3 separate regions of the Mus musculus genome follow, and all the other regions are linked to region 1. Evidence: chromatin loops called from intact Hi-C (ENCODE). Cell type or tissue: gastrocnemius. All regions are shown on one strand.

Region 1 (8,000 bases):
ACGCCTGCCCTGAGGAAAATCACATTGTAGCAGGGAAAGAAAAATGACTTACATTACTGAGAATAAAAATGACTGTCAACAAGGATGAACTCACTCCAAGGGCACGGGGAAATCTTTCATCCAGGAGATGAAATCTGAAAAGATGACTAGAAGCCTACAAGAGACTGGGGAAGAACAGTGCATCTTAGGCTGGGAAAGCACACTATGTAATGGGAGGAAGAAAACACACATGGGGAATGACCAGCTGAGCTTAGAGACCGTTTGGTAATTAGTCAGTCATAACCCTCCTACTTTGAACCCTAAACTCAACTCTACAGTTACAGCACAGACCAGCTCTCTGGCCCTCACAGTTCTCACATGGATGGGGAGACAGACACCAAACATTTTCAGTCGGAACTTTAATTAAAACTATTGGGGAAATGTTTTGCCAGAAAGAGATGTGGAGACTGGCCTAAATGGAGGGGGGCCAGGGAAGGCTGCTCTGAGGGGATCGATGGTAGGAAAGACTGGATGAAGATGAAGAGGTAAGATTGATAAAGTAGGTTGGAAGGGGTTGAGGGATGGAGAGGTGGAAGGGTAGAGGGGTGGAGGGATGGAGGGCACAGAGAAAATATATTCCTGGATATTCCTGGTTTTGAGCTTGAACAACTAAATATATGGGAAATTTTTTCGAAATATCCAATAGGAAGAACTTGGTGAGGGATTATGAATAGTACTAAGGAGTTTAGACTTTGTTCTGGTTGTCGTGGAAACTACCATAAGCCCTTGGGTACCCAGTGACACTGTCAGGCATGTCTTTGGAAGAGATTCCGGTGTTGCTTAAAGGATGGGAGAGACCCATTTCAACAGCTTATACACAAACTAAAGCAAAGGTTTCAGAAAATAACACGTACGCCTGTAAATGTGCTATATTCTATTTTTCGATTCATTTTCTATTCCCTTTTCTAATAAAGATGACCAGATCAAAATATTGTTGTGAGAATCAGTAATGACTTGCAAGTCATGGTTAGAAAAAAAAATACTGGACTGGAACACAGTGGACACAATGCCTCTTACTTCCTGACACAGGACTTGGGACATTACACCAAGCTCACCAAATAGTGGGGCAAGTTCCTTTGTTTCCACATGAGTATCTGTTTTTCTTTTAAATGTGATTTTGAATTGAGTAATGATAACCTGACGACAATAAAGATGTTGTGACCACCGCATTCTATTACTTTATAGTTTCAAATAAGCAGGAGTGTTTTAACCAGCTTCTTACTGAAGTTGAGTTTGAAGCTTAATTCATCTGCTTTTATTCATCTTTATTACATCTTTCAGTGTAAGATCCAGAGCGCCTGGTAGCATGTGTGAGCTGTGTGAGGGTGCTGTAAATTAGCCACAGCTAGAGCCTGAAACTTATCATAGAAACCTCTGGCTGAGATGCTGATTAACAATCAGAGAGTTGCAAAAACTAAGACTCCCACTGTCCTGTGTTGGGTTCAGTTTGACTGTAAAGAAATTCTACCCTGATCAAAGCTCTATTTTAAATCTGCTTATTTTGGTTCTATGCACATAATTGTAGCCTAATCATCTAGACTCGGAGCAAGCAAACAGCCCCATGGTATACTCATCTCTCTGTGCAATCGCTCGCAAATATATGTGCTCGTGCAGTAAAACAGTAATGCCAAAGACACGGCAATGTTGACCTTGCCAACCCCCAAACCTTTCCAGGGTATTATTTTTGCTTCCTCTAAAATATGACCATTTCCAGTTCTCCAAGGAAGAGAGAAATCAATCTGCCACCCACCAGAGCACATATGCTTCAGGGAGCCGTTGCTGTATTTGCTGCCTGTGGATCTCCAAGTTGACAGCAGCTGGTTCGTGTCCTAAGACTCATTTGCTTTCCTCCAAACCATGCATTCTAGCCCATCAGCAAGGTTCTCTGTGTACTGGCAGGGCTTCTTTTCTAACAGTGGAGCCAAAAGCTACATTTGAATCAACCACCAAGATGCTTAAAACAGATTACTGGACTCCAGTCCCAGAAGATTTAAGGCAGGTCCAAAAATTTGCATCTTAATAAGCTCCGAAATGTTGCTGCTGCTGTTGCTGGGAATGCTGCTGCTGGTGGTGGCCCATTGAAAGCCTCTGCTTATTCAAGTCATGTTTACAACTCCTTTGAGCCCATCCCCTTTGTTGCCACAGGCACTGCCTTGCAGGCTATAAGTATATAATAATTATTTGTTAAATAAGATTTCTAAATAATTATCAGTTTAACCGATAAGACTTCCTGAGACCCTTAGAGATAATGAAAAGACACATGCATTACATTCCTTACAAGACATCTATTTTTAAAATGTACTTGTCAGGGAGGGGATAGGAACTCCATAAAAAGACCAACAGAGTCAACTAACCTGGACCCTTAGGGACTTCCCAAAGACTGAACCACTAAAGAGCAAGCGTGGACTAGACATATATGTAGCAGATGTACAGCTTGCTATTCAGGTGGGTTTCCTAACAATTAGAGCAGCAGCTGTCCCTGACTCTGCTGCCTACCTTTGGATCCTAGTCCCATAACTGGGTCACCTTGTCTGGCCTCAGTGGGAGAGAATGTGCCTAGTCCTGCAGTGACTTGGTGTGCCAAGGTGAGTTGGTACCCAGGAGAGCCTCACCCTTCTCCAAGGAGGAGAGAGGAAGAGGGAGGCTGTGTGAGAGGGCCACTGGGAGGAGAGGTGGAAGCTGGGCTCAGGATGTAAAGTGAATGAGTGAATGAATGAATGAATGAATGAATGAATAGAAAAATAAATAAATAATATGGAAACCGTAAGGGCATAATAAATTAATAGATATAATAAAATAAATAAGTAGAGATACCTGTCTCCTCTTTACACTTTACCCTATTATCACTCACCAACTCAATGCTATTAATAATAAACTCAATGCTATTAATAATAAAATTGAGCTCCTACACGCTAACCTCCATTAATAAAACATAGAACCATCATTAATCCTGAAATCCCTTCCTCTTAAACATGCTCCCTTTTGCTGCATCCCTTGGCATCTTACACCCGGTTCAGTACTTTCTGCTTGGGGGGGAATATGCTCTCTCTACACTAGGTGGCAGTGTGACCCTGGAATCTGAAACCTTAGCTAAGGAATCAGAGACCTTGATTTCCCATTACTTAAGTAGAAAACTGATTTTATGCAAATGTCCCGTTTTTTGTTATTTTCCATGTGTAGAAAGTAAAGTGTTATAATTGATTCCGTTTTGGGGCTGCTCTCAAGATAGATGCACAAATACAATGCACTATGATTGTTCTTAAAAGCCTGTTAGAGAGCAACAAAATGAACAACTAAAATTAGCTCTGCCCCAGTACATTCCTTCTGGCTAACAAAGCCAACCCTTAGGACTGAGCTTGGAAGACACACACTCTAGCTTGCTAGAAACTTTGCTTTGTAGCTGCAAGAGGAATTACCCTCTCTGGCTCAGTTTACTTATTTGTAAGCTAATAATAAAATAATATAACATAATATAATAATAAAAACAAAACAAAAATAAAAATTACAAAAGCACCCTCTTTATGGACACACTTTAAGGGTTAAATTAGAACTTAATACGTAGCCAGGCACACAAACATTTTAGCTTGATTTATTTTGGTTATGGGAGCACGTTTTCCTCTGCTGTTTATTCCTCTGCTTCAGTAAGTCATGGTTCATTTAGATCCTGAGAAATAAAGTGTGGCTCCATGCTTCAAATATACCTGGCCAATACACAGCTTCTAAAGAAACCTACCCAGAGCCATCAAGGTAAGCCAACCGATAGCCCACCTTCCTTCCATTTCATACTCTTAACTTTCCCTACATTTCTATTCTTCTTCCCACAGAGCCGCCGTAAACTTGTCCTTCAAGCTCTCCATCAGCACCTTCCTGAACACAATACTCAGTGATTTTTCAAGAATCTTTCTCATCATGATCTATTTTGTGATTTATAATAATCCAAAGAAACAGATGCAGCCATCCAGATTTCTTGGCAAAGAAACTACATTGAAGATAGCTGTGAGAGTTCAGTTAGGGACGAAGAAAATACCTTAGACTACTGGGTTGTAAGTAGGTATAAAAAGGGCATCCTAACAATCACTGTGGATCCAGCAATGGTTGCCTGTAACACTTGACACTTGCATTCATGATGCCCAATGCCCTGACTTTGTTTTATACGTATATATGTAACTTTACACATACATGTAACTGTTTCCATACATATATGTGTGTGCGTGAATGGGTGTATCCATTCCTGTGAAAACACAGGGCTTCTTTGCTTTGGAACTGCTACACAGATATTTTAGAGAACATAGCAACAGGAAATAAAACAACCACTACTGGCTTCCCTACCTAAGGAAGACTCCTCTTACCACAACTTCGTGTTTTCTTGAGTTCCTTTTCTGCACGTAAGCTGTGGGTATGGTGGGCATAGCAGGCATAGCAAAACTTTAGTGCCTCTTTAAGATTCAGCCTTACACCAATCAGAATGGCTAAGATTAAAAACTCAGGTGACAGCAGATGCTGGTGAAGAGGTTAGAGGGTTGAGGATATCTTCATTGAGACAAGGGAGTGGAGAGGAGGAATGGATTGTGGAACAGTAGGAGGGTGGATGTGGGGTTGGGGTTATGATAAAATCTGGAACGTAAAAATAGTGAATAAAAAATAAAAGAAAAAATTCAAGCAACAAAAAAAAAAAGAACGCATGCATGTGCTGTCCCAAAATCTAAATGTGATCACATGTCACATACAACATATCAAATTCTCACTGGGGATGTAACTCAGCAATAGAACACATACCTCACGACAGCAAATTCCAAGAGTACAAACCTCTTACTTGAGGTGAAAGTTACAGCTTTTAATGGAGACTTATACAACCTTAAGAGAGAAAACATCTATATAGAAAGAGGCTTTTGAGTACCAGTGGGAGACTGCTGCCAGAAGCCAATGGGATTTTTTTTCTTTTTAAGATTTTTTCTCACCCAGAGCCATGTGGATTGTAAGCTCACAGGCAAACAGCTAACCAAAAAGCCACAAAGACATGCACAGACATTCCAGTGGTTCCTAAGGGCACCCACAGGAGTCCTTCCTTCTATTACCTCCTTTTACTTCAAATCTCTCTGAAACCACGGCTGATACCAGGAATAGCAGCAGCAACTGGAACCTAGACAAGTGATAGCCTTCATTATTAACGACTGAGCTTAGAGCCGTTAGGAGCTGATGGGGGCGCCAACATCAACACAGTGGTTCCAGGATTGGACAGCTCACAGAGTACCTGCAGGAAAATCAGAGCCGTCCAGGACTTGGGAGGATGTCGACAGAGGAGTGGGATCAAACGTGTTTTCTCAGTCTATGCTGGCTGCAGGGCTTCCTGTGGAATTCCTTCTAGAATTACAGAAGGATGCACACTTGCTCGCTACCAGAAACTACACCCAAACTTTTTTCTCTTTAACATACACAGTTCATCAACAATGCCATTTTACAAGAGAGGTGAGGCTCAAAACATTCAATGAGTTGCTAAAGAAAATGACACACAGCAAGACATACCAACCTCAGGATTCTCTGACAAGAAGCTTTGCCTGCCCACGATTGTGCACATAAACACATGTGCATGCTCACAGTGTTGAAGAGGCTCTCCGTTCTATTCTGTGCAGAATTATTCACTCCTATTCTCCTTCCCCCATTGACTCCTCTAAACTATTTCAAATGTTGGTTAAATAATAATAAATAATAATGAGTCTGTTTTACTGGTTACCAAGTCAGAGCTCTGATGGAGGTACATATGCTCAAGGGTTTAGCACAGCAGTGCATTGATAAGACGACCAACAGAAGTCATAGACACACCCCATGCAAGATATCGTATGGATTGGGACGGGTCCTGTTTCAGGGCTCCTACTCTAAATTCTCTACCTTTAACTTGGTTTATCGGGAGCATTGGAGAAATTTTAATGTCAGTTTTCTCTATGAGAGTGTAGCCCCTGATAAGTTGAGCATATTTCAATGAAAAGAGGCCATACGGATATGCCAGAATATTTTAATGGTACAAACTGGACTTGATGGGTGGGTTGGTTTGGTTTGGTTTGTGAAGCCAAAGTTGGGTAACTAGGGAAGTGAGGATGAATCTTGGAGAAGTTGTGGGCAAATGAGCACATACACATGATCTGAAATTCTTAAAAGACACATATATTTGTGGAATTTTGGTATTTTACCCTATATTGCTCTGTGGCTCTGTCCACGTCACATTTTGTGTTGGAATTTGAAGTATCACAGGTAGGGGTCTTGATCATCTATAATCTCATGCATACCTCACTCATTACAGGCTGCAGGCAATCATTATCGTTTTCCTGAGCAATCAAAATTTTAACCAGCTCACATTCAGTATGTGCCAAGCCTGCTCAGTCCTCAAGGATGAGTAGACAGATAAACCCCAAACCATCAAGGATGAATAGACAGATAGATCCCAAACCTGGGACATACTTTGACTCGCCTAGAACTACCCCAAAGAAAGGGGCAGAACCATGCATTAGCAAAGTAGCCCAGCTACAGAAAGGTAGACGTGGCTGGTACTGCCCAGAGGAATTCAAGAGCATCTCATTGAAGGGTTGACACCTTAGCCTAATGCTGAGAAATGAATCATACACTGCATGGCAAAAGGGGACAGAAGGTTGGAATAACTTGAGCAAAACTTAGAGGTATGAAAATGTATGAGCAGCCTTTAGTTTGGGGTAAGGTGTAACTTACCTTTTGAAAATATTATTTGTGTGTCATTCTTTATGTAGAGATTCAGTGAGTATTTTTAGATTACCTTTGGTAAATAAATAATAGAGCTGACAATGTTTATGATTTTTTAAATTATTATGCTACTGTGGTGGTTTGAATATGGTTGGTCCATGGGAAGTGACACTATTAGGAGGTGTGGCCTTGTTAGAGTAGATGTGGCCTTGTTGGAGGAAGTCCATCACTGTAGAGGTGGGCTTTGAAGTTCCACCCAGTGTGGAAAAGTCACTCTTCTCTTTGCAGCCTTCAGATCAAGATGTAGGACTCTCAGCTCCTCCCAAGCTATGTCTGCCTAGACGCCATCATGTTCTCACCTTGATGATAATGGACTGAACCTCTGAGCCTGTAAGCTAGACTCAATTAAACATTGTCTTTTATAAGAGTTGCTTTGGTCATGGTGTCTCATCATAGCAATGGAAACCTTAACTAAGTCAGAAGTTGGTATCAGGGACTGCAGTATTGCTATGATAGGCCTGACCATGCTTTTGTTGGGAAGAATGTGGGATTGGGGACTTTGGATTTGGAAAACAATGGAATGCTTTAAGTGGGGCTTAATATACTATCCTAGTAGGAATATGGAAGACTTTGTTGCTGTGGGTGATTTGAACTGTGGAAGCCTGGCTCTAAAGGTTTCAGAGAAAAGGCATTTTACTCTGTTGTGAGCAGATTGTTCTTATGATGTTTTAGTGAAGAATGTGGCTGTCTTTTGCCCTCATCTGGAGAGTCTGCCTGAGGCTAAGGTAAAGAAATTTCTATTAATTGCATTGGCAAAGAAAGTCTCAGAAAAGCCCAGCATAGACTTTGTCTTCTGGTTTACTCTCATGAAGACTGTTTTGGTCAAGCACAGCAAGCATAGAAAGGAAAAATATGAGATGTATGGTTCAAGTTAAAAGGGGGCACTAGAAAGTGCAAAAGATCTAAATCCTGTATTCAAGGAGATAAAGAGATTAAGGGAATGGTAACTTTGGGGAAAGATCCCACTCAGCTAAGTTTTTTGTTTATGTGTTTGCCATTGAAAAAGAAAGAGGTATATCATGTTAGGTGTTAATATCTTGTCATTGACATTGAATAACATTTGCTACCATGAAAAGTTTGAATAAAAAGGCATTAATTACTGATTGACATAGTTTGGGAAGGGAATTATTATTGTCTACAAATTAGTATTAGTTTGGAAATTCTATAAGGATGGGGCATAAGGAATACCAAGT
Region 2 (8,000 bases), 350 kb after region 1:
TGGAGGTCAGTGACCCACCTATCCACGGCTGCCTGCATGGATCCGACTGCTGTATTAATCAAAGCGCTAACCAGATTCATCTAAAATCAGGTGACCTCTGAGTCACATTCATCTTTCTTGGTTAAGACACATTACAGCCTTTGAGTATTTACAGTGTTCTGCTGGGTGCTTGTATGCTACACCTTAAGAATTTCATTTTCTCTGCTCTGCAGAGAAAGAAGATGGAGGCCCAGACATCAAAGACTGGGGTCCTATGGCTGTAAGCAGAGATATGGGATTTGAAACAAAGTGGGAAGGCTGCCTCTGTAGCCACAAGGACATAACTAATTCCCAGCTCTTAATCGCTTAATCCCCATACAAGTTACCGATCACGTTTAAGTATTAGGTCTGTGTGCTGAAATGAGGAAGACGAGTAGCAAACTGTTGAGTGGATTAAAAGTGAGGATGCACACAGGGACCGATGAATGCCTGCTAAATGTTAAGCAAGTAACATGTAATTATTGAGTTGGCTGGATTTCAAAGACATAAGGAAAATATAGGTTTCCCGTATCCTTAGTTTTGAAGAAATGGTTTATTGTATCAATACCTCGAGGGATCTTCTGATCTTCTACTATATAAACAGAGCAGCTGGAATTGAAGTGGTACATGCACTCTGGAACCTGCTCCCTGCCCCTCCTCTACTGCCTTGCCCTGCCCCCTCACCAGCTGCACCAGAGAGTTTCTCTGATTGTGAGCGCCCAGTTGCACGGAGCTGGGTACCCATTTTTACTCCACACAGTCATGACTGAAGTGCCCTGGGAGCTGAAGTTCCCTGTGAACATCTCTATAGAGCATCTTAGCTGCAAATGGGCAAGAAACAAGCAGCAGGTTGCCGATCACAGGAACACTTTGCCGCTACCCTGCTCTGCGCTGAAGTTTTCTCCTAGAGACCCCCCCCCCCCACACACACAACTCCAGTGACAGCCACTTCACACCAACCCAAGACCAAAGCCTGGGCTAGTAGACACCACAACACACATAAAGCCACTCTGTGGACATTCTGGGACTTTCTAAACCTTACCGGGCTTTCATGCATGGAAAACAGCATGCTTGGATGACAAATGGCCCCAAAGGAACAAGGAAGCCATCGTATATTCTTGCAACCATTTTACACAGAAAGCAAGTAAATGTCTTGGTGCGATTGCTCCTCTGGCTTTGGTGGCCATTTGATCCCAGATGGCTCTTAGCCAAGGTGTACAAAACAAACATCTCAACAAACAAACAAAACAACCCCACCCCAAACAATAAAAAATTGCAACTTAAAAGATAATACAAACCACATCAATTAAAGCTAAAGCAAACTTCAGTTTAACACATCAGTTACCACTGGGACACATACAGAAAAAGTGCTACAAGCTACATGTCTGCTGATTTATGACAGTAAAATGAAATGGCTCCTTAGGATGTTATGTCCCTGGTGACTGGGTATTGAAGGCCACCTCTCACCTCTTACCTCCTACCCTGTCCTCATCTCTCTCCTACCCAGAGAGCTGCAGAGTCATCAGCCACAGCCATCATTCACACTGTATCTGCTGATGTGGCTGCAAATATATGTCTAATAACACAAGTTGCCTATTTGAAGCATTTCAGACTCTCCACTAAGCACAGGGCATTGTACTGCATCGTCACTAAGTCCTCATGGTTTGACCCCTGTTGCCTTTCCCCATCTGTTGTTCCCAAGATGCGTCCCATTGAGACTGATCCCTGTTTGCTCCGAGCCAGCAGAATAAGGTGACTCTCAAGTGCCACCTCTTGTACCACATCTGTCCTGAATCTGATGAAACAGATGCTCTGTGTACACAAAATTTAGCCCCAAATACATTTCCTATTGCATGCTACCAATTGAGTTGGGTCTTGTGATCTCTCCCTTCCTTGGTCTATCCTCTCTGCTGGTTCAATCTTCCCTGGCTCCTCCCCCAACCGCTTCTGTGGCCAGGTGAGGTGACTGTCCCCTGGATACAATCTCAGGCAGCTCTATTCTCCCTAAACAAAGGCCCCCTTTTCCTGGCTTTCACACACTTGTGACCACTGAACTCCAGGCAGGGAATTCAGAGAACTGCAAGCATCTAGGAGACACTCCTGGTAAGTCACATGTGAGAAACACTTCATGGTCTCATCACGTTTGCGTCAGTCATGAACTGTCTAAAATGCTGAGTGTGTTGCTCAATCAGTGTGGAAAAGGGACAGATAACACTTTACCACTCATCTGGTGACCCCACCCCCACCTTGACAGCCAGACCTCCTGCTTTCCAGTCCTAGATCACTATTATTATTATTAATTATTATTTTAACTAATGTCATCCTTCATCCAGAAGTAAAAGTTTTCAACTAGGAGAACTGGTCCATCACATATCCTTGTGTCTACCACCCTAATTTCCTTTCCATTGGAGCTTTCAAAACTTTCCCTTCCCTCTTTCTATCCCTCCTATACCCTCTACCCCCTACTATGTGAGACAGTGTTTTACATAGGTCAGACCAGCCTCAAACTTGCCACATAGTCAAAGTTGACCTTGGATTCCTGAGCCTTCAGACTCTATCTTCCAAACAATAGGATTACATGCCTGTTCTACTATGGCCACCTGAGAGAGAGAGAAGAGAGGAAAAGAGGGGGAGAGGGAGAGGGGGAGAGGGAGGGAGAGGGGGAGGGAGATGAACACATAGAGGTGGGGTGAGGGAGAGGGAAGGAGATAATAGTCTCTGGCTTCTGAAACTGACACCGCCTTTCTCTTACCTCTTGGTCACCCTTGGCCCTTCCAGTCCCACACCCATTATCAACCCACTTCCCCCAAAGGTCTAGGATGGGCCCCAGAGTCTAAATCCCCTGCCACCTGGTTAGATGATGAAGCCTAATGGTTAGAAAAAGTTGTGTCAACAGAAACTACACTGTGAACAGAGGTTTAGTGTCTAATAACTCCAGTTCCTAAAACCAGAACTTGCCCAAATAACACACCTAGCGTTGATGGAATCTCAGGAGTCATTCTATCCTAACCTCTCCCAGGAACCTCTTCTTGTAGGCCTTTTGGCTTCATATATCCACAACACCCTTGATGTTCCTGTTCTCTCCAAACCTCTATGCTCTTCAGAGATAAAACGTCCTGTCTGCTCTACTGGAAGCCAACTTTCCTCCATTTTGATGACAGTTTGTTCTTACTGGGTGTCGCCCCTGTGGACTCCTGTCTTCCATACTGCCCGTGCTCCTGACTCTACATTCACCATCACCTACAGCCTGTGACGCCTGTGGTATTTAACAACCAGACGCACAATCTATTTCTCTGTCCTTTCTTTCCTCTACCATCTTCCCTGGTTCTGTCTCCCAGGATACAACCCCAGGCAGCTCCATGTTCCCTGAATGAAAGAGTCCTTTCTCAGGAATTTCATGTTCTCATGGTGGTTGGACTTTCAGGCATCAGGAAGATGTACCTGGAAAGCCACATGTGAGAAACACTTCATGATCATTTTGTGTCCATCATGAAATATCTAAAGCATCAAAAGTGACCGGGATATCACTTAACGGGCGTCTGGCTTTGTATATGAACACATCAGTACAATGGAGTCTCAGAAGCCATACTTGGCCTAGGAATCCCAAAGTGTGGCTTGTGTGTCTGTCTGAAAAGCTCAAATTTATGGAACATGCACCAGCCTTAGCTGATTAGTACCAGAAATGTGGCACATTCAGTTTGGTGTTTTTATCAGAAGAGAGTATCCACTGCACGCCAGACACTCACCCAGAAATTGTTCATGCCGTTATTAACCGAGTACAATGTTCGCCTTGCTGCTTCCTGGAGTTAATGCTAAGGTAATGTAAGGTCAACATAAACATGATCAAAATATACTTTATGGAAACATTTTAATATAAAAATGAAATATAGACATTTTAATATAACATATATGTATAATTCAATATAAGGCTCTCAGCATTAAGTTCTGAATTTAAGCAAATCTGGATTCCCTGGAGTGGCTTCAAATTACCTTCAGCTCAGCTCTTTCAAGCAATGTTCGTTACTGACATTTCCGCAGAAGTGGCCGAAATGAGGCTGTCACTTGAAAGTAATTCCCTGCCCACAGAGCAGACCTAAAATGCTGCGTGGACTGCCTGTTTGAGTCAGTTGTCAGATGCCAGAGTTATTCTGGGAATAGAAGCCTCAGGCACAGCCCTGTAGAATACTCCAGGGTTCCCATTGTCTTGGCAGAGCAGTGCATACCCAAAGCCAACAGCAAGCCACAGGCCGGCCTCCTGCAATGCTTCCTCTCCATCTCAGAGGGATGTTAACTTAAGGGGTAATGATTAGAGAGTTTTAAAAATGCCCTATAGAGCAGATCCTTTCCTTTAAAATAGTAGTACCATGTCACCTTCAAGAAAATATCATGCCACGTCTGCTTCTGTCTAACATCATGCACACAGGAAAACTTCAAAGCAGTGTCTTACGTTATCTGACAGATTTTCAGCATCAGGAAAGTCCAATGCGACACCAGAAGACAGTCTGAAGGCTGTATGGAGGACACGAGGCAGGCAGGAGCATCTCTCCTCTATATCTGATATTTACAGGAGCTTCAGTGCTGGGCTAAGCTATGGCTTCACCAAAACACCAGCATGCTGGGTTCTGAGCACTGCTGCTGGCCATGCTCAGGAGCAAAAGCAATATAGTCCACAGTGATTCCACGCTATATGGCTTCTCAGTCAGCCTGATAAATACTAGAGATACCCGAAGTGCAAAACATTGTCATAAACAACTGCCACGGAGCCACTGAACACCATTTTCTCTGCAGGATGCAGCTTCTGGCTTCCTTCTCCCACTTTAGAGATTATCATTCACGCACACTTATTCATCCATAGCCATTCATTCATTCTCATATTCATTCATTCATTCATTCATTCTCATATTCATTCATTCATTCATTCATTCATTCATTCATTCATTCACTCATTCACTCTCCCCTTCCCTTTCCTTCTCCCCTCCCTCTCCATACTAACACGAAAATGAGGAAGAAAGTACCTAATTCATGGGCCTAAGGACCTGAGAGCTCTTCTCCCTGTTTCTTTTTTTTTTTCACCATTTTTTTTTGTTGGATAATTTCTTTATTTACATTTCAAATGTTATCTTCTTTCCCAGTTTCCCCCCTCCCAGAAACTTCCTATCCCCTCCCCCTGCTTCTATGAGGGTGTTCCTCCACCCACCACCCACCTCTGTCTCCTCACCCTCAATTCCCCTACATTGGGGCATCTATTGAGCTTTCATAGGACCAAGGACCTCTCCTTCCATTGATGCCTGACAAGGCCATCCTCTGCTACATATGCAGCTGGAGCCATGTGTATTCCTTGGTTGGTGGCCTAATCCCTGGGAGCTCTGGGGGGTCTGCTTGGTTGATATTGTTGTTCTTCCTATGGGGTTGCAAACCTTTTCAGCTCCTTCAGTCCTTTCTCTAACTCCTCCACTGGGGACCCCATGCTCAGTCCAATGGATGGCTGTGGGAATCCGCCTCTGTATTTGTAAGGCTTTGGCAGAACCTCTAAGGAGACAGCTATATCAGGCTCCTGTCAGCAAGCATTTCTTGACATCCACAACAGTGTAGGGGTTTGGTATCTGGGATGAATCGCCAGGTGGGACAGTCTCTGGATGGCCTTTCTTTCAGTCTCTGTCCTATACTTTTCCTCCATATTTGCTCCCATGAGTATTTTGTTTCCCTTTCTAAGAAAGACTGAAGCACCCATACTTTGGTCTTCCTTCTTCTTGAGCTTCTTATGGTCTGTATTAGTTAGGGTTTTGCTGCTGTGAACAGACACCATGACCAAGGCAAGTCTTAATAAAACAACATTTAATTGGGGCTGGCTTACAGATTCAGAGGTTCAGTCCATTATCATCAAGGTGGATGCATGGCAGTATCCAGGCAGGCATGGTGCAGGAGGAGCTGAGAGTTCTATGTCTTCATCCAAAGGCTCCTAGTGGAAGACTGACTTCCAGGAAACTAGGGTGAGGATCTTATACCCACAACCACAGTGACACACTCATTCCAACCAGGTCACACCTATTCCAACAAGGCCACACCTTCAGATGGTGCCACTCCCTGGTCCAAGGATATACAAACCATCACATGGTCTGTGAATTGTATCTTGGGTATTTGGAGCTTTTGGGCAAATATCCACTTAACAGTGAGTGCATACCACCATGTGTGTTCTTTTGTGATTGGGTTACTTCACTCAGGATGATATTTTCTAGTTCCATCCATTTGCCTAAGAATTTCATGAATTCATCATTTTTAATAGTTGAGTAGTACTCCATTGTGTAAATGTACCACATTTTCTATATCCATTCCTCTGTTGAGGGACATCTGAGTTCTTTCTAGCTTCTGGCTATTATAAATAAGGCTGTTATGAACCTAATGGAGCATGTGTCCTTGATATATGTTGAAAAATCTTTTGGGTATATGTCCACTTCTCCCCATTTCTATGGAGACTGCACAAGTAAAGTCTAAACTAAGATGAGCATTTTAAAGTTTCAGAATGAGAGCAGAGTTCTTCAAACCCAGACTCGTTATCTTGCCAACCAGATTACCCACATTTTTAGGCTTCCAGAAATATCAATAATTTATTGAAAACTAAGATACATAGCAAATTTAAGTGGGGAGTGAAGTTTTCTTGAAGGTGACATGGTATACTTATTGTAAGTAAGAATTCCAAGACAACAGTTAGATCAGACAAATTTATGATATGCATGCTTCATCGTGGTTTAGAAATGTACTGAAATGGGCAGAAAAGTCCAAACAGTAGTCCTGTCACGGGGAAGAGATTTTCATAGAATTTTAGTAGTGACAATATCTCTCAGGTCTTACAATGAAAGTCCCCAGTGAATAAGCCTGCATGTCTTCCTTGTATTTCAGAAATATCAATTTGGAAACGAATGCTAGAAATTATCCAAGCTGCCCTCACCAAACTGCTCATGTAAGGTAGTGTGCATCCTGGAAGCTGTCTGGGAATGGTCATGAAACAAGATCCATGGATGTTCAGGACCAAACGAACGTGTGTCAGCTGGCTTCTCTCCCAATGGTGGTGAATTGTCACTTGGCTGTCCAGCATGTAAGCCTCTCTCTGTGTTTACCAAGGTGTGGCACTAGGAGCAGGCAGGCAGTGGGACTCTCATGTAGCCCCCTTTCTCACCACAGGAGGACACTGCATCCCAGAGAAATGGAGGGACTTTCCCTGGTTTCTCCAAGTTGACTGCTCTAGCTTACATCATAGTCAAAAAAGATGTTTAGTTTTTCTAACACTCATGATGTTTTAGGCTTGAATTTTCAGAGCCATGGATGAGACATGGATAACCCCTAGGATCAATAACTGACTATGGGATGCCTAACCCTAAATGATACAACTGCAGTGCAACGCTACACCTAAGAGAAATCACAGAAGAGGAGGTGAAAAGAGCATTAGTGTTCCCTAGACATGACAGGGGAAGTGTGCCCATGAACTCTCAACAGCATAGTTGACTAAACAAGGCCAACGTAGGAGCAACATCATTGACGAGCCAATGTGGACAAAGAATTGCATGTGGCCCCACCCACAGGTAATCATTGGCTGCTGAGAGGGAGAATTAGATTACTGTATGGAGAAGCTGCTCAGCCTAGGACACATGTACATATGAGCAATGCTAAATGCATTCAGTAGGTTATATATACATGTACACACACACACACACACACACACATGTATATACATGTATGAGTAATAATTAGAGAAGAGGTCAGGAATTGGGGGCCACTGGAGGAGCTGGAGGGGGCAAAGGAAGCTTGAGAATGAAATAGATGGAGTTCTCAACATTTTTATTAAAAAAAAAAAAAAAAGAACCAATGGGTTCTCCCATGCATGGAGTGAACCTACCTCTTAGCCGCTCCAGCTAAATGAGGTGGTGCACAGCTCTGGGGCTTTAAAAACTAAAACCTAAAAATATGGACAGTGGATTTGGGCCATG
Region 3 (8,000 bases), 340 kb after region 1:
ATGCTTACAAACACAGACATATACAGACACTATAGTCAGAACTTTTTGGAAAAAGGAAGTTATATGTGGTACCACTTCTCTCTGGAGTATCTGTCTCTCATAGCTCTTCCTGTCAGAGCATACACTGCCTCTTGGAATATTGCATGTTTTAATTTCAATACTGTTCCTGGTTAAAATATGTGTTAAAATGTAAAACCACATATGTAGCCATTAAAATGGTTTCTTAGTCACTGTTCTGTTTCTATGAAGAGATACCATGACCAAGGCAAATCTTATTTATTTTATTTTTTTAAAAAAGCATTTAATTGTGGGCTTGCTTACAGTTTTAGAGGTTAGTCCATTATCATATCACAGGAAGTATGGTGGCATGCAGGTAGACATGGCACTGGAAAAGTAGCTGAGAGTTCTACAGTCAGATCCAGAGAGAGAGAGAGGAGAGAGAGAGAGAGAGGAGAGAGAAGGAGGAGGAGGAGGAGGAGGAGGAGGAGGAGAAGGAGAAGAAGAAGAGGAAAGAAGAAGAAAGAAGAAAGAAAGAAAGAAAGAAGGAAGAAGAAGAAAGAAGAAAAGAAGAAGAAAGAAGAAGAAGAAGAAAGACTCTTAGTCCTAATCCTTTCAAATAGTACCACTCCCTAGTGACTAAGCATCCAAATAGATGAGCTTATTGGGGCCGTCATTCTCACTCAAATTACTACAAATGGTGTGTTTAGGCATCCCCAAGTCTGAGTGCTAATCTTTAAAAGAACTAATCCTTGCCATTGACCTTTCTTGGTTTCTTTAGCAAAATCATTTGACCTGTAACTAAAATTTCTGTGGTTGCCAATTATGTTTCATTAATGTATATACTTAACATATGCTAAGTATAGGTGCATGTGTGTGTGTGTGTGAGTACACATGTGTAGGTGTATAGTGCACATGCACACATGCACATATACATATATACACACATATGTATATTTGTGGGTGCATATATGTATGTACATTTGCCAGAGGTCAGAGGTCAACCTCAAGTGTTGGGCTTCAGAGCTCCCATCTTGTTTTCTAAGGCAAGGACTCAAGGTTTGGAGGACCTGGAACTTGGTGATTAGACCAGACTGGCTTGCCAGCAAGTACCAGAGATACATCTGTCTCCACCTCCAGCTCTGGGGTTATAAAGTGAATGCCACCAAGCTTACAGTTTTCATTGTGCTGAGGGTCAAACTTGGGTCCCACATTCACGAGGCAAGCACTTTATGAACTAAAGCCACCTCTCCTGCCTCCAGAGCAGCAGTTCTCAATGTGTTGTTGGCATGACCGCTTTGGGGGTAGGGGGTGGGGTCTCAAACAACCCTTCACAGGGACTACATATCAGATATCCTGCGTATCAGATATTCACATTAGGATGCATAACAGTAGCAAATTACAGTTATGAAGTAGCAGCAAAATAATTTTATGGTGTGTGTTTGGGGGGGGGGGGTTCACCACAACATGAGGAACTGTATTAAAGGGTTGCAGTATTTGCAAGGGTGAGAACCACTGCCCTAGTGTGTTTTTACTTCTGAAGATATAAAATACATTTTCAAATTGGGAAGTATAATTCCTCTAGCTTTGTATCCCCCCTCCCCTGACTCCCTGCTACCAGAGGTTGTTTTAGCCGTTCTCAACCTCCTTTCTTTATGAACTGGATGGCTCTCTTAATTTCTACCAGAAGCACAGCTACAACTTTGACAAGATTATTCTGCAGCTGTGACTTACTCTGAAGGACCTCACAGTCTTCTCTGCATTCGTTTTTTTTTTTTTTAATCCATTAGAGAAGTCTTTCCATTAAGTTACGTTGTTTCACTTTAGTTTCCATTACACAAGGGCCTGATGCTTCATTTCAGCATTTTATTCCTGACATATCTGTTAATGAACATAAAAGTGAAACGGCCTCATTTTCTGACTGTTCACTGTCACTGTTTATAACTGATTTTTCTGTTTTTAGTTTTTGAGATAGGGTATCACTATGTAGCCATAATGTGGAACTTGCTTGCTATATAGATTAGGCTGGCCTGAAATTCTCAGAGATCTGCCTGCCTCAGACTCCCAAGTGTTATGATTAAAGGTGGCTCCCATACCCAGCTGGCGTTTGTACTCCCTTATCTATCGCATAGTATTGGTAAGGTTACCTGTTTCCTGGTATTTCTCCTGATAGCGTTTTACTTCCTCCTTTCCTGGCTTCGCCCAGTGTGGATGCTGCTTTTTCATTCTCTTACTGAGCTATCTCTCCAACTCCTGCCTTGTGTTTTTATCATGCAGAGAATTTGAATTTTGTCAACTGCTTTTTAAATTTTGCATCTATTAACAAGATCACATGGCTTTTCTCTTTTATATTCATTCACATGGTATATCAATGTTGACTGTTGTATCTGAGCTTACATTCCAGGGATAATCCAAAATGATCATGGTTGGATGGCCATGACAAAAAATTGTTAAAATGATGCTAGTGTCTGTTTTTCAGTCTCTCTGTCCCTCTATACACACACACATATAATATACAATTTTGCATGTATATTTAAAAGGGAGACAGACTTATAATTGCTTTGTTACATCTTTGGTATCAAAGTGATACTGGTCTGTCAGATGGCTCAAAACTAATTCTCTCTCTGAAATTTGGAAATGTTTGTGAAGGATTACTAATTTTTCTTTAGATATTTAATAGAAATCACAGGAGAAGCCATTTGCGCTGTACGTTTGTTGACTACCAATTACCCACTGTGTGTGTATTTATGGATTGGCTCAGATTCTGCCTCTTCTTAAGTCAGTTTTACTAGTTTAACCGTGAATTTATTATCACCTTGGTTCCTTAATTTCAGATGCCTTTTTTCATAATTCTCTGAATTTTTTCAAAGTTTCTGTAAGGTTGATGGGTTATATTCATCCCATTGAAAAGTGTGTGTGTGTGTGTGTGTGTGTGTGTGTGTGTGTGTACTCAGCGTACATGTGTGTGCTTCCCACAAGAGTGCACTTGCAGAGGTCAGAAGACGCTGGTGTCTTCCCCCACTGCCTTCTACCTAATTCCCTGAGACAGGGTTTCTCACTCACCCGAGTCTGGGCAGGTTCGCTAGGCTGGCCAGCAAGCAAGCTCCTGGGCTCTGCCTATGTCCTTCCCTGCACTGGTTGCATGCGCATGCTCACCTTTTACATGAGAACTGGGGATTCCAACGCATGCCCTCACACTGCATAGCAACTGCTCTTACCTACCAAGCCAAGCCCCTTAGTTTATATGTCAAAAGGATCTTTAGTGTGACTTTCTGGTTTGCTTTTCTAGTCTGCATATGGTTCATTTTATTCATTTACTTATCAGGTCTTTAATCATTTTCAAATTACCTTGGTTTCGTCTTTTCCAGGTATCCTATAAGGTTACATTGTTATTATTTTTTTGCACAGGCATTTAAAGACCTTTAACCACTCTATTAGCTGCACCCATGAGGTTCTAGGATGCTACTATTCTATTTTCATTCATCTCAAAATATTTTACAAACTATTTCTTATTTGACTAACTGGTTATTTAGAAATGTGCTGTCTAATTTTTATAGGCATGGATTTCACAAACTCCCTGTGGTATGCGTATTGATATTTAACTTCCCTTCCCACCTAGCTGCTTTTCTGTTGTGATAACAAACCCAGGACTTCACTTGTAAACAACTGGAGTTTCCTTAGCCTGGAGGGTCAAGGACACCATGAAGGCAGTAGCATCGTAACATGCCACAGGAGGCTAAAAGGCAAGCAGGCACACGTGGAAGAGACATACGAGGGATGGTGTGGCCTGTTACACTCTGGTAGCAACTAACCCAGTTTTGAGAGAGCAAGAACTTCTGCCTGTTTCCCGTTGCCATGGTTCTAAGCCTGGCCATTCACACCCCCCTGCTAGACAAAACACACCATGGCAAAGGCTCCTTTCGAATCTGCCATGCCTGGCAAGCAGACAGAGCTGCTGGCATATTACTTCTCATCAATTTAGACGCATTCTCTTCTGCTGAAGAGCATAAAGTTCCCAGTCGGGATCCTAGAGCAGACTAATGGACCTCTCCTCAAGCGCGCTGTGGCTTGCTCTGCCTCTCTCCATTCTTCTCCAGCGCCTTTAATTACTGTGTACTCTTAAAACAAACAAACAAACAAACAAACAAAAACCACTTAGCAGTCATTGTTCTCTGTGGGGCCGGGGAACTAAAGTACTTTGAAGAGAAATGCTATTTAGGGGCAAATCATTTAAATCTCTAATCTGGAGACAACAAAACCACAATCTATGGCCTCTGTCAGGATGACTGTGGACAGAAAGCCTGGCCCTGAGAGCCGGTGTGAATCACACGGCCTCAAGTAACTGAAGTGTGCAAATGTTCACCTATGTTTTCTGAGCAAGAATGCCTTAGAAGCTTAGAGGTGGAGAGACTTGGCGGGTTCAGAGACGGCTGAGAACACAACCTGCTCCATCCTGTGAAGGGCAGATGCAACCACAGAGGTGCATGCCGGCGCTGTTTCATGTTCTCAAGCTCTGGTAGTTATTTTTAACTGGCAGCAAAAAGTGAACTATGTTTCAGTTGGGAGAAATTAAGAGATTTGCATTCTCCATGGCGTTATTTAGTGGGTCATGCTACACCACTCTATTAGAACAGAAAAAAAAAGGAACTTGTGTCTTGTTCTAACCCTGGGTAATAGCAGTGAAGCCATTGCTTGAGGGGTTCAGTAACAAAGCTGTTACGTGTGTCCGTTCCCAGCGCTTAGTGGGAGCCTTGTTGGGTTCTGATTCTAAGCTGTAAGAAGTTTCCTAATGACCTCCTGTAATGAAATGGAATGGCAGTGTAGGACAGTCACTGTGGGAAAATGTTTAACCCAATGCTCCTGGGTTCAAATCTCTTCTTTCCCACTTATTTAAAGGCGGTTTGGTGAAGTGCTGTCAGTGCACCGTGCATGCCACATTCTCTTCAGATGTGAAATGGAGAAGGTTCTTTTACTCTTGTGAGCCCTTAAGGCAGGTAGCACACACAGCGCTGCAGCTGAGGAACCAACCACCAGAATAAAAGACCTCTCTTTTTCCCCAGGCCAGCTGTAAATTCCTCATTTCCAAGATTATATGAAATAACATCATCTTTCAGTTTTCAGTTTCATTGGGCCATTGTTCATTGTTCCAGAAAACCTTTACAGGGACTGTGGCACACACGTGCAGGTTATACTTGGCTGCACAGCAAGTTCAAAACAAGGACCCTTCCCAAACCTATTGCTGGCTCGTCTTAGTGCTGATGATGCTACTATGTAAGACATGGTCCTAACTCTCTGGTAAGTCCGAGTCCAGTTAGGAAAATCAAGACAAATAGGGCCAGGTCGTCAATGCTACAGAAGTAGGTGAAAGCCTGTGGACTCAGAACAAGGAGAGGCGAGGATATCAGTGCAATGAGGGAGTTCTCCGAGAGGGAAATCTGAGGTGGATCTGGAAGCTGTTGAAGCCCCCCACCATCCACCCAGAGGAAGCTGGGAGGCTTGAGGCGAGCTGTGGTGGGAGGACCAAGCTTTCGTCTCACCTTGAGCACACTGCCTTTCCTACAGCCTTTCCTGCTCTTCAGCAGGAACTAGCGGCTCCTTGACTGATAATCAGCTTTATGAAAGTTTTGTGGCCACAACGCAAAGACAGCAGGTGTGGCAGCTACACCAGGTGGTCCAGGGAGAAGAGACAGATGGGCGCACACAGGCTGGGGTGTCTAGCTAGCATAGACAGTAATGAGGATCTGGTTGTGGGACTTGCACAGACCTGGAAAGCATTTTAGACTTCTTGTCCCTCACTAGGGAAAGGAACAATATAGACAGACCTCACTCCTAATCAGGTAGGCCTAGGGCTCCCCCTGGACATTTCCCATGGGCCACCCATTGTCCCAAGTCTTGGGCATCCAACTTGCAGTTTGCTCTGTGAAAACACTTTTCTTCCTCTTTAAGGACATCGCTTACAGCCTCCGTTACTTCATGCAGAATCCCACAGTCAAAGCTTTATCTCAGTCTGGCCACAGGAGGTTTGACCCAGATGCCAGGAGCCTCCTGAAGGCCTTTGTCCTTAAGAGCATGCGTAGTCCTCAATTTCTGCCTCAAAACAGCCCTCCTACACCGTGATTCCCTTGTATTCTGTGGCCTGGCGGTATCAAGACTCCCTCTCAGGACCACAGAGGCAAAACCTAAGAGCAGCATGGGCAGACATTCTGCCATTCACCCTGCGCTTCTGTAAACACCCAGGGCCTTTGTGTCTCATGGTCGTTTCTGGATTAGCTGAGGTAGAACTCAGGATAGCAGCTTGATGCTTCTTAAGCTCTGCCACCACAGTTCTCTGGCTCCTTAACCCGCCTCTTTAAAGTTTTAGTCTAGTTTGCTGTGTACTCATTCCTAATGCTCATTTTGAGTTTGTACCAGAATTTTTTTTTTTTAATTAGGAGTGTGTATACATACGGTGTATACATGGAGGTGAGGGTCCTGCACATCTGCACATTAGGAAGCTGGAGGAGACTGTTAGGTGGCCTTGCTACCTTCCTTGGAGACATGGTCTCTTGTTCATCCTGGTGATAGGCTGGTGGCCATCATCAGTGATCCTTTTATAAGTGCACCTTTTTATAAGAACACGTTCTGGGGCTGGAGAGATGGCTTGGTTCTTATGTATAGATGGCACTTGTGTAAGGTACTCAAGTTTGGTTTTCCAGGACCCACGTTACCCAGCTCATAAGCACCATGGACTCCAGCTTCCAGATGCAATGCCTCTGGCCCTTCTCAGGGAGCTACACTCAAGTGCACATACCCACACATGGACACACAGACATATTTCACATTTTAAAATAATCTTGGAGAAGAACAAGTTTTGTTGCTGTGCTTGACCTTGGTGCTAATCAGCCTTTGCACGTTTATTGCTGTTTTGTCTTAAACTAATTCCCCTTCTTATGAGTTTGACTTTTTCTTTTTTCCTTCCTCTAATAATACAAAACATAATCTACTATGTTATAAAATCCTTACTATATTATTAAATGTTTATGGCACAATGAGTTGACTCTACTTTCTTATCACAAATTTAATTTAATCTGCAGCCATCTAATCTATCTCTCTCTGGAAGAGCACACAATGTTTACTGCCTTCTGCGCCCCCACACCAGGCATTATTAAAGTGCTCAAATTTTAATTCAAAACTCGATTTTTGTATCATTTCTCTTTCTGTATACTAAACATTAGTGGGTTTTTTTTTTTCCAGCTCTGACAAAAACACCCAAGAAAAGCTACTTAAGATTTCCATTGATTTCCCATTGAGGGATTTCCATTGGATTTCCGTGGTTGCAGAAGGCTCAAGGCCCATGGTTGCTTGACCCTGACTTCATGGCAGCCAATGTGTGGTAGAAGCAAAAGTGTTTTCCTCATGAAGTTTGGAAGCAGAGAGGGTAAAGGAGAAGGAGTCAAGGATAAGCAATCCCCCAGGGGCACACCCAGGGACCCGGTGCCTTCCACTGGATCTCCTATTCTAGTCTCCCTGGTATGAAACCACTCATGGATCAACTTGCAGCTGAGGTCAGACTCTTTGTGATCCAGTTAGTTCCCCAGAGCCCATCAGCTAGCAGTCAAGTTCCAGCACATGGTCTTTGTGACAATTTAGCTAACAACCAAGTGCTTTAAATTAGTAATAGATATCATTCATAATGGTAAGGGCTGCTGACCTCACTGCTCACTCCTCTTCGGGGTTTAACTATGTGATGGTTTGATGAAAATGCCCGTCCTCACGACACATCAGGAGTGGCCTTGTTGGAGTAGGTATGGCTTTGTTGGAGGAAGTGTGATTTGTGGGGGGGTGAGTTTTGAGGTTTCAGAAGCTCAAGCTGGGTTTAGTGGCATACTGTCTCTTCCTTCTGCCTGCCCATCTGGATGTAGAACTCTCAGATACCATTCCTGCACCATGTCTGCCTATGTGCCACCATGCTACCCACCATGATGATAATGGACTAGACCTCTAAAACTGTAAGCCATCTCCAA

Evidence for each region. Hi-C counts contacts between places; a loop is a spot of excess contacts. Peaks named below come from ENCODE experiments on the same cell type or tissue, not always from the same donor. Only the 100,000 strongest peaks of a DNase experiment are listed, where the experiment ranks them.
Region 2: a loop joins it to region 1, with 6 times the contacts of the local background. A loop is called at or near these places in 23 of 42 quality-filtered maps.
Region 3: it touches region 1 in a loop (2.5-fold over the local background); 23 of 42 quality-filtered maps call a loop at or near these places.

What each region holds. Positions count from the first base shown.
Region 1 is chr1:24,166,752-24,174,751 of GRCm38, reverse strand. No RefSeq gene overlaps it. Among named protein-coding and RNA genes, the nearest start is that of Col9a1, 6.9 kb to the left of the region's middle. In gastrocnemius, a CTCF peak has its summit at 3,088 (motif pointing right); a DNase peak (open chromatin) is centred at 3,089.
Region 2 is chr1:23,817,995-23,825,994 of GRCm38, reverse strand. The region is part of intron 2 of B3gat2 (beta-1,3-glucuronyltransferase 2 (glucuronosyltransferase S)); the gene reads right to left. Among named protein-coding and RNA genes, the nearest start is that of B3gat2, 60 kb to the right of the region's middle. In gastrocnemius, no CTCF peak of the experiment used is centred here; a DNase peak (open chromatin) is centred at 4,179.
Region 3 is chr1:23,830,946-23,838,945 of GRCm38, reverse strand. The region is part of intron 2 of B3gat2 (beta-1,3-glucuronyltransferase 2 (glucuronosyltransferase S)); the gene reads right to left. Among named protein-coding and RNA genes, the nearest start is that of B3gat2, 73 kb to the right of the region's middle. In gastrocnemius, no CTCF peak of the experiment used is centred here; a DNase peak (open chromatin) is centred at 3,926.